Linked DNA regions of Homo sapiens: region 2 is linked to region 1. The links are chromatin loops, found by intact Hi-C in ENCODE. Cell type or tissue: Calu3. All regions are shown on one strand. Links, peaks and the distances in the headings refer to the core of each region. The heading gives the core; the rest is flanking DNA.

What was found. A loop is a pair of places that touch in the nucleus more often than their neighbours do. Peaks named below come from ENCODE experiments on the same cell type or tissue, not always from the same donor. Only the 100,000 strongest peaks of a DNase experiment are listed, where the experiment ranks them.
Region 2: it touches region 1 in a loop (2.8-fold over the local background); 1 of 110 quality-filtered maps calls a loop at or near these places.

The regions. Positions count from the first base shown.
Region 1 is chr3:64,952,560-64,957,944 of GRCh38, forward strand. All of the region lies in intron 4 of ADAMTS9-AS2 (ADAMTS9 antisense RNA 2), which reads left to right. All of the region lies in intron 1 of LOC105377124 (a long non-coding RNA gene), which reads right to left. Among named protein-coding and RNA genes, the nearest start is that of LINC02040, 220 kb to the right of the region's middle. In Calu3, for the core only: no CTCF peak of the experiment used is centred there; a DNase peak (open chromatin) is centred at 2,812.
Region 2 is chr3:65,050,260-65,055,644 of GRCh38, forward strand. No RefSeq gene overlaps it. Among named protein-coding and RNA genes, the nearest start is that of LINC02040, 120 kb to the right of the region's middle. In Calu3, for the core only: no CTCF peak of the experiment used is centred there; no DNase peak of the experiment used is centred there.

The DNA of each region.
Region 1 (5,385 bases), core at 304-5,303:
GGGATTAAAGGCTGGGCAGTTAGCCTCTGGAACATCTGCCCTTAATGTTGGTTAGGTAATGAATCCAACATTCAGGAATATAATCAAAATGCTCATTGCAGGTTTTGTTGCAGTTTGAGACTCCTTATGGTGGCAGATAGTTAAACCTCATAGTACAACATTTTTTCTTCTTCTAGTTCCTGGTACAAAGAGAAAGCACTAGAATAATTAACTGGAAAATTCATTCTCCAAATGTTTTGCTTTGTACCAATAAATTGGATAGGTCAAGATGCCCTCCTGTCTGTCCCCTGGGATTTTGAAGAAATGTTTAAATCACTTTTGTATACTCATACCATTTGGGTGGAGAAAAATCTAGGGATTATCTAAGATTCTTAACAGCCGTGACAATCAGGATAAAGAACATGGCCATAAAGAGATACCCTGATGGGGGAATGGCAGGCTTTACTTACTCCTATGCATTTGATCTTTGCAGCAAGCTTAAGTCAAACTTACACTTCATTCACTAATATACAAAAAGATGCCCAACATCAGTAGTATGGAAGGGAATTAAAATTAAATGATGTTTTTTACATATCATTTCGGCAAAAACTTCTGAGTTTTGATAATATCGATCATAGTGAAGGTGAGGAGAAACAGGTACTTCCATAGATTGCCAATGAAAGGATGAATTGGAATGCCTATTCTGGAAGGTGATTTGAAAGAATTAAAAATGTATACCACCTGTGAGCCAGCAATTCTAGTTCTTGCTGTCTACCACCAGGAAACACTTATATTCACAAGAGTGTTCACTGCAGCATAATTTATGGTGCCCAAAATTGGAAATCGCAGAAATGTAATATGTCCATACCATGGAATATTACACAGCTCACGAAAAGGTAAATTTCTATGACTGACAACAAATAAAATGCATAAGACATACTGTTAATTTAGAAAACCCATACAGCATGGCATCATCCAATTACACACACACACACACACACACACACACACGATTGTATAGAAAAAACAGTGTGGAGGTACACAAAAGACTCAAAGATGAGACTACTTCTGGGGAAGTTCTAGGGATGGGGAGCAATAGCCAAGAGAACCACCCATCATTCAAAAAATATTATTTAGCACCTTCTCTGTCAGGCACTGATGCTACCCCTGTGATGAACAGACCAAAATCCTTGGGATCATGACGCCAATATTATAGTGTTAGTATTATTGTTAAGCATGTGTATGGAACAAGAATGAATTTATATATTAGTTGTAATTAAAAATAAATAAAAATAAAAGCTAATAATGAAATCACTCACAATTTGAGATAAACAAAATGTCAACTGATTATTTTGGATTTTAAGAGTACTTGCAAATATTCCCAACCACAAATGTTATATTGGTGGCTGTCATGAGGCTACTGTAATTCCTCAAATGGTCCCCTTTGGATGGTTGGCACAGACAGAAATGCATGCAGGAACAGTCTCATACACCTCAAACACCTGCACACAATTTTGACAGTTGCTTCTATTAACATTTTTGGGGAGCATCATTAGACACAAAGTAGGAGTAAAACCCAATCCAATTATACATATTTTCACAACAGATATGTACAGGAATAATCTTAGTGGCGCCATTAAGTGGCCTAAACTGAAAACTACCTAAATGTCCATCAGTGGTTGAAAAGATGAATAGTCTGCTATATTCACACAAAAGAATGACATACAGCAATGAAAAGCAATGCATTAAAATGAAATGTAATAATGGATGAATCTCATTGACAGTGGTGAATGAAGGAAGCCTGACTCAAGAGTAACACACTCTAATTCCATTTATTGAAAGTTCATTAAAAGGCAAAAATAACACATGATACTAGAAGGTGGAATAGTTGTTACCCTTAGGAGGAAGCAGTAGCTTAGGTGCATTATAAAGGCTTTGTCAGGCTCAGGATTGTTCTGCTTCTTGATCTGGATGCTGGTTGCCTGGATGTGTTTATGAATTGTGTTGAGTTTTACAGTTGCTACATGTAACTTTTTTGTAGGTATATCCTACTTGCATCACAAGCTTAGGAAAATAAAAATAAAAACATAAAGCCCTGAAATCCAATTTGTATTTTGGAAACTCATCTTTGTCAAGTCACATGCCTTCTCTGGGCTTCAGTTTTACCATCCAAAAAATGGGAGAGAAATTTGTTAGCTGATCAGAAAGGGCTCTTCCAAATTTATGCCTCTGTGTCTCACCTCTTCCATTCTAATAATTCATTCCTGAAGGAATTAAAAAACCTAGAGAATGAGGCTTGTAGAAGGCTTATAACATCACATGTGTCCCATTTTCAAGGCATTTGTTATAAATTAAAGACACAATCAATGAGCAACGGAAATTATGTCTTTCCAGGAAAATACACATAGTTAATTCTTTCCCAAAGTGCTTGTAGGATAAGTAGGAATATGCCAAACGCTGCCTCTATCACACGTCCTACAGTCATGCCAATCCAAACAGCCTGTGAGGGGAGAGTCAGCAATTTAGGAGGCAGGGCTGTTCCTGGGAGGAAGGAGGCAGCCACTATGCTCATGACTGACGACCTGTTTGCAAAGGCACTTCCTCTCTGAGGGGAGCTGGTTCATAATTTTCCTCTTACTGCTACTGGAAGTCCTTGAATGGCAATATCACAACTTGTACCCATTCACAACAGGAAAAGTTGACATTGGCAGATAATCTTGGCACATGAGGAGGAAAAGTCCAGTACTGACTGTCAGCTTCTGTATAAGAACCAGGAAGATAATTTCTATAGTGTATACTATGATGTAATCATTACACTCGAGGTTGGCCTTCAGCCAGGGACTCTTTTCCTTGTTGTATCCAAGCCCCACTGATATTTGCAAGGCAGGGACCCCAAGGAAATCAACTCAAGGCCCTGAACAGACCCATTGTGTTAACTCTATTTAAGCCCACAGACATGGACTCTTGGGAGAGTGAAGCAGCCTCTGATGAGCAGGGGTGTTATCCTGACTGTTCAGAAAGCTGGGCCTCACGTGAAGGGCTGGTTCTCAGAGGAAAGCTCAAATTAGCAGCTGAAAATAACCAGACACAAAATCTGATAGGGGTTCTCAGGTCATCTAGATCAGTTCTTTTCAAATGATCAGAGGCGAAGGACCAGTTTTGTTTCATTTTATTTGGTTATTTATTTGTAACGATTCACAGGCCAATACATTTTTTTAAATTCAAGAAAATTGAATGATTACAAATGGAATAAAGAGACAAAATATAAGCCCCATTTTTTATTAGTTTCAACAGACATTATTCTGTCCAGCGGCTATAAAAATTCAGAAATTGTCCTTGATCTAGGTGCTGGTTAAATAGATTTGTTTAACTTGTGAAAATCTGTGGAGCAGTAAGCAATGTCTGCAGGTACCCACTGTGAAACAGTGGTAGTCTGTGGATTTCAGGAGTGGTACTCATTGGAGATCTTCACACTCTGTCATGAGTACACTTTTTTGGGAATAACATAATGTTCAAAGTAGGGGAAAGGGTCAGTGGACAGATATTGTAATGAGGATGGGACCCAAGATAAGACAATGGAAAAACAGGTAGAAAAGTATTAAAAGTAATGGCAAAAACCACGATTACTTTTGCACCAACCTAATAAGAATCTCAGAAATCAAGACTTTAGTGAGGAAGCAATTTTTGATGATAATGAAGGAACCTGCTGTTTTCAGAGGAGGGAGGTCGAGGGACATCAGTAAATAACCAGATTAATTACCTAGAATGAAGCACAGAGATCTCTGCTCACTGGGTTCAGCAAATCCATAGGCTAAACAACCAATAGGCAGTACATGAGATATTGAAGTTCTGGTTTAGGTCAGCCTGAGAACACCAGGCAGGTAACGCATTACTTCTTTCCACCCATTTCCTGCTCACAAATTGCAGATGGAAAACAGATTTTTACAAAATCAATTTTCTTGTTTTATCAAATACCAAATATAAAAGCTCATGTCCATATAATCACAGTTAATGATTCTCGAAAGCAAATTTAGAATTAGGGGCAATTACAACAAAACCTTAGCAGAGTAAGTTATAAAACAACTTATTTTCAGTTATAGGAATAATTTCCCACTGAAGGCAACTATTCTTTTTTTTTATTTTTTTAGTGTTTTTGGAAAAGGGACAAATTTAAGTAGGTAAGACAAAAAACTGAAATTCTACAAGCATTTTAGTTTCCAGTCCAAGACAGCTGTTGGGTGATATCACCCATTGTGAAAACAGCCATGCGTGGAGGGAATTGGCAGAAGAAAAGCAAGAACACTCGATATGGGGTGTGTAAACGTGCTTTCTCTGTCTCCTTTGATTTTCCTTATAGCTAGACCCACCTAAAAGTGAAGTTACATATGTGGATGTTTATATGAAGAATAAAGGACACAAGAAAGGATTCAAGAAATGAAAAACGGTGGAGGAAGATAAACATTTCAAGATTCAGATCACGTTGCTGCCCGAATTCAGAGTGTCTCTAAGGAAATAGCTAGAAGGGGTTTTCAACTCTCAGCTTCCTTCCAAGGAATAAAGAATTTGCTGTGAGCAAAAAAACTTGCCAAGAAAATGCCAATTTGTGTCACACTAACATCTTTCTTAAGGCTGAACGTGGACTTCGGAAATGTGAACCTTTGGCTCTGGTGAACACAGTCAGCCTTGAGGGTTTGAAATTAGGTTCTTCAGAAGGACGGAAGGAAATCTGAGAGATCAACTTAGACACCCACTAATTAGAAAATGCACCGACACCAGAGACTTGTTTGCAATGAGTGGTGGGGTCAACCTTTCCATGGCACCTGACGTGAACTTAGAAAAATGGAATCCCTGAAAACGTTTGGAAATGATTTTATCGGAGACAGAGAGAGACAGCAACTGCTGGAGGGAGAAAGAGAGGACAAAAGGCAAACCAAAGTGAGATGCTGTAATCGAGAAGACTTGGCGAGAACAAATGGAAGAACGTTTGAACTTGCTTGTTGCAGACAAAACAACCTTCAAAGGCTACCTTTTTCCTATTTGATGGGGTAAAATTGCTTCCACCAATGCATTATACATATTTAAAACTCTCTTTCTGCATTTATAATCTTCATAGATGCAGCTTCCTCCAAACTTAGGTAATGAATGTAAGATGATGCTCCCTTGGGGGTTGTAAAGACAATCTAAGAACAAGTCATTTCGGAGTAACAAACTTCACAGCTGGGGATACTTTCCATTGCATAAGGCACCTACCCCTAAAGCTTTCATTGTTTCACTCTTAGGCAGTTATGTCATTATTTCACTTACCTCATTGGGGAAATCATTGTTTAACAACCAAATATAAATGGGGAAATAGTCTTCTACTTTATCTTCTCTAGGATAACAGCTTCCCTCCCCCACTTCCCTCCA
Region 2 (5,385 bases), core at 167-5,166, 98 kb after region 1:
AAGTCTCCCTCTCCCTCCCTCTTACAATGACACCTGTAGTTGCATTATTCTTACCTGTGTAACTGAGGATAAACTCTCAATTTGAAGATCCTTAATTTAATCACATCTGCAAAGTCCCTTTTGCCATATAAGGTAATATTCACAGGTTGTAAAACTTAGGACATGGATGTCTTGAGGGACCATTAACCAGCCTCCTGCAGGCTCCTGCTGGTCAAACTCAGCATGTAATGGCTGGAACTCCAGCAGCTACTTGGAGCATGAGGATGACGGCCACAGCCTAGGGATGGCTTCGTGTAAAACTAGGAGGAATATGGAACCCTAAAGAGTTTTGGACCCCACCAAAACCACTCTAAATTGGCACTGTAATTTTGTTTAGCCAGTAAAATGTGGGAGAGTCTAGGTGGTTCTCTTTCCAAACCTAGTCCTCCAGAGGCCTTGCAACTTCTGCTTTCTCTTAGAACCCTAAACCCTATCTGGGAACGTCTAGAATAGTCTATTGAAAGATGAATGACATGTGATCCAGTCACTGCATTGCCCTAAGACAAGAGCTGGACAACCACCAGGTATGTGACTGAGGCCATCCTATACCAGCCAGCCCCAGCCAATCTGCCAGCTAATCACAGACGTGTGACCAAGGCCAGCCAAGATCAGCCAAACCTGGCTCAGAGCAGCAGAATTGCCCAGCCAACCCACAGACCCTTAAAGAATAATAAATTATTATTATTCTACACCTCTGTAGTTTGTTATACTACAATAGCTCATTGATAAAGCTGCCAAAAAGAATAGCATCAAAATGTGTTATATATATAAAATATAAATCATCTGGAGATTATATGCAATTTTGAATGATCTTTTACTTTTTACTTCATCTAAACATGATATGCATAAACTATTGATATACAAGATAATTTTTAAATAACATGAGTAAACTTTTAAAATTTTGAATAGATATGTACTTAAATTAATGTATATTAGAAAACACTTGTTTTCGTTTCTTTTTGCTAACTTTCATTTTAGGTTCAGGGGTACATGTGTAGGTTTGTTAAACAGGTAAACTTCTGTCACAGGGGTTTGTTTTACAGATTATTTTTTCACCTGGGTACTAAGCCTAGTACTTAATAGTTATTTTTTTCTGATCCTCTCCTTCCTCCCACCCTCTACCCTCAAGTTGGCCCCAGTGCCTGTTGCTCCTCTCTTTGTGTCCATGTATTCTAATAATTTAGCTTCCACTTATAAGTGAGAACATTTGGTATTTAGTTTTGTGTTCCTGCATTAGTTTGCTAATAATAATGACCTCCAGCTCCATTTATGTTCCTGCGAAGGACATGATCTTGTTCTTTTTTTATGGCTGCATAGCAATCCATGGTGTACATGTACCACATTTTCTTTATCCAGTCTACCATTGATGGGCATTTAGGTTGATTCTATGCCTTTGCTACTGAAAAACACTTGTTTTCTATGCACAATAGTCACATGAAATTTTTGCCCTAAATAAACTTTTTAAGGCAAATAAGTATCCCATTTAGAAAATATTAAACAATGGTACAGGTGGTAAGCAGAAATAGTAAAATCTATGAAATTGTGAAATGAATACCTGAGGTCTGGGAAGCATTGTAAGAAGGTAGCTGACCTAAAGTTGGCTGGGACACTTAAAGCTTTACCAAGGCACCTTATCTAAGCATTTGGCAATTCTTGGAGTATACTGCCCTGAAGGAATTTTTATTCTAAGTCTGGGGCAACAAAACTAGTTTGAGGCAGGTTGATGGGATGAAAAAAAATTTGTCAGATAAATTCAATTTTGCAGGCCTAGCTTATATCTGTATATATGCAGACATACATTACTTAGTGTTTACACAGAGTCTTATCTGAGGATCTCAGTACCCTTCACAGGCTTTAATTAAACACCACAATACCCCTGATGAAACAGCTATTATTTTAGATGGGTAAATTGAGACACTCTTAATCAAGGCTCCTGAAAATGATGAGGCAATCTGCCTAAGGACAAACAGGAAATGATTATCTAAGCTGTGAAGAGAAGCTGCTAGTCTTTCTCTTTGGTTCAGACTTTAACCACCTAACCACAGAGCCTGAGGGAGGAGAAAATTGCCTGCTTTTAAGTGTTTCTCAGAGTAGTGTGAGATTGTCTCTCTCCCTGCACCTTACTCTTATTAAAGAAGGAAAGAAGTTGCTTGCTTGCCCTTTTCTTTTCTTTTTCGGTCACAGATAAATAAGCTCCTTGTTCCTTTCCAGAGAGAGTATATCCCAAACAAAGACCTTTTTCACAAGTGTTTTGGAACTACCTACCTGTTGCATTGAGGCAGACACCAAGAGTTTCTGCTTTTAGGGAGCATTTTAATCCCTTATCTTAAAAAGCTTTGTCAGCATCAACAGGCTTGAAGCTGTGTGTTTTCCCTGCCAGGGGGAACAATTCTCAGCCAAACATAATATTAGGCTCATTTAGACTTCCCGGAACCTTGGGTTCAAATCCTGCCAGGTTTCATCTTGGACCTTCATCTCTTCACATTAGATAAATGGAGCAGAAGATAGTTTACATGTCAGATTTCTTGGCCAAGATTTTGGAAGTCAATGATCTAATTTAAAAGTCTTGGTTCTTTGAGAAAAGTTGTTGAGTTTACTTTGGATCATGAGATCAAAGCTAAATACTGCTAGTTAAGCACCTCTTTAAAAGGACTAATAATATTTTCTTTTGGAAGTTTTTGCCAGGTTTTTAAAAAATGGCAGCTGTACATGAATGTTGTGTAGATTACCAGATAAGTTTTTTTGTATTGTTCACCTTACACTGAAACACACACATACACACTTGAATTATTCTTAATATACATTATTTACTTGTATCTTTTGTTAGATGGTCATAGCAACCTAGAACCATTGATTCATGGAGTTTCTAGCAAAAGGTCATTAGGAACTAATGGAAGTGTTAGGAGGAAGATGAGCTCAGTTTTGATGATGATTATTCACATGACTTTCATTGACTTTGAAGAAGTGTCTGGATGAAGCTGGATGAAGACTGACAATCACTGCCCATCTTACACAGCAACTGTGAACAGACTGTATGTGAATGCATTCTATAAACTATGGAGAGTTATGAAGCTATAAAGGGTTATTTATTTATGCAATGATTCTTAGTACATTCATTACTTACATTTAATATCTGCTTTCAATGTTATACTGAAAAAAATGTATACTCCTAAATAATTCAAACTCTTCCTATTGTGTTTTATTCAGCACACTACTTGGTTATGAGTAACAGAAACTTTATCTTAAATCGTCTTAAAAAGAAAAAGATAATTGGTTGGCTTGTGACAGGGCCAGATTCAGTGGGCAAGAAGGTATCATTGACATAATGCAATTATTACTGTCACTTTCCTTAATGCCATCTAAAATTATCTTTCTAGATTTCTCAAAGAACTTAAAATAGAACTACCATTTGACCCAGCAATCCCAATACTAGGTATATATTCAAAAGAAAATAAATCAGTCTACCAAAAAGACACATACACCTATGTTCATCGCAGCACTATTCACAATAGCAAAGACAGGGAATCAACCCAGGTACCCATTAACAGTTGACTGGATAAAGAAAATGTGCTACATATACACCCTGGAGTAGTACACAGCCATAAAAAGAAGGAAATCATGTCCTTTGCAGCAACATGGATGTAGCTAGAGATAATTATCTTAAGTGAATTAATGCAGGAAAAGAAAACAAATAGTACATGTTCTTATTTATAAGTGAGACCTAATCACTGGGTACTCATGGACATAAAGATGTCAACAGTAGACACTGCAGACTACTAGAGGTGGGAAAGGGTTGAAAAACTAACAACTGGGCATAGTACTATGAGTATACTACAATGCTCATTACCTGGGTGATGTGATCATTCATATCTCAAACCTCAGCATCATGAAATAGACCCATGTGACAAACCTGCACATGTACCCGCAAATCTAAAATAAGCTGAAATTACTAAAAAAAAACCAAAAATTTAAAATAAATAAAACTCTCCTCCTAGGAATATTCATTTACATGCAGATAAAGCATTTATTATCAGTTTTATCTAATATGAAAGTGGGCTTGAATGGTGTTTGAGCTCTGAGAACAGACAGACTGCCTCCTCACATGGGTCCCTGACCCCTGAGTAGCCTAAGTGGGAGACACATTAGGGGCCGACTGACACCTCATACAGCCAGGTGCCCCTCTGAGATGAAGCTTCCAGAGAAAGGATCAGGCAGCAACATTTGCTGTTCTGCAATATTTGCTGTTCTGCAGCCTCTGCTGGTGATACCCAGGCAAATAGGGTCTGGAGTGGACCTCCAACAAACTCCAACAGACCTGCAGCTGAGGGACCTGACTGTTAGAAGGAAAACTAACAAACAGAAAGGAATAGCATCAACAACAACAAAAAGGACATCCACACCAAAACCCCATCTGTAGGTCACCATCATCAAAGACCAAAGGTAGATAAAACCACAAAGATGAGGAGAAACCAGAGCAGAAAAGCTGAAAATTCTGAAAACCAGAGCGCCTCTTCTCCGCCAAAGGATCTCAGCTCCTCGCCAGCAATGGAACAAAGCTGGATGGAGAATGACTTTGACGAGTTGACAGAGGAGGCTTCAGAAGACTGGTAATAACAAAATTATCCAAGCTAAAGGAGGATGTTCGAACCCATCACGAGGAAGCTTAAAACCTTGAAAAAAGATTAGACGAATGGCTAACTAGAATAAACAGCATAGAGAAGACCTTAAATAACCTGATGGAGCTGAAAACCATGGCACAGGAACTACGTGACACATGCACAAGCTCCAGTAGCTGATTCGTCAAGTGGAAGAAAGGGTATCAGTGATTGAACATCAAATTAATGAAATGAAGCGAGAAGAGAAGTTTGGAGAAAGTAAAAATAAGCAAACAAAGCCTCCAAGAAATATGGGACTATGTGAAGAGACCAAATCTACGTTTGATTGGTGTACCTGAAAATGATGGGGAGAATGGAACCAAGTTGGAAAACACTCTTCACGATATTATACAGGAGAACGTCCCCAACCTAGCAAGGCAGGCCGACTTTCAAATTCAGGAAATACAGAGAACACCACAAAGATACTCCTCAAGAAAAGCAACCCCAAGACACATAATTATCAGATTCACCAAGGTTAAAATGAAGGAAAAAATGTTAAGGGCAGCCAGAGAGAAGGGTCAGGATACCCACAAAAGGAAGCCCATCAGACTAACAGCAGATCTCTCGGCAAAAACTCTACAAGCAAGAAGACAGTCGGGGTCCATATTCAACATTGTTAAAGAAAAGAATTTTCAACCCAGAATTTCATATCCAGCCAAACTAAGCTTCATAAGTGAAGGAGAAATAAAAT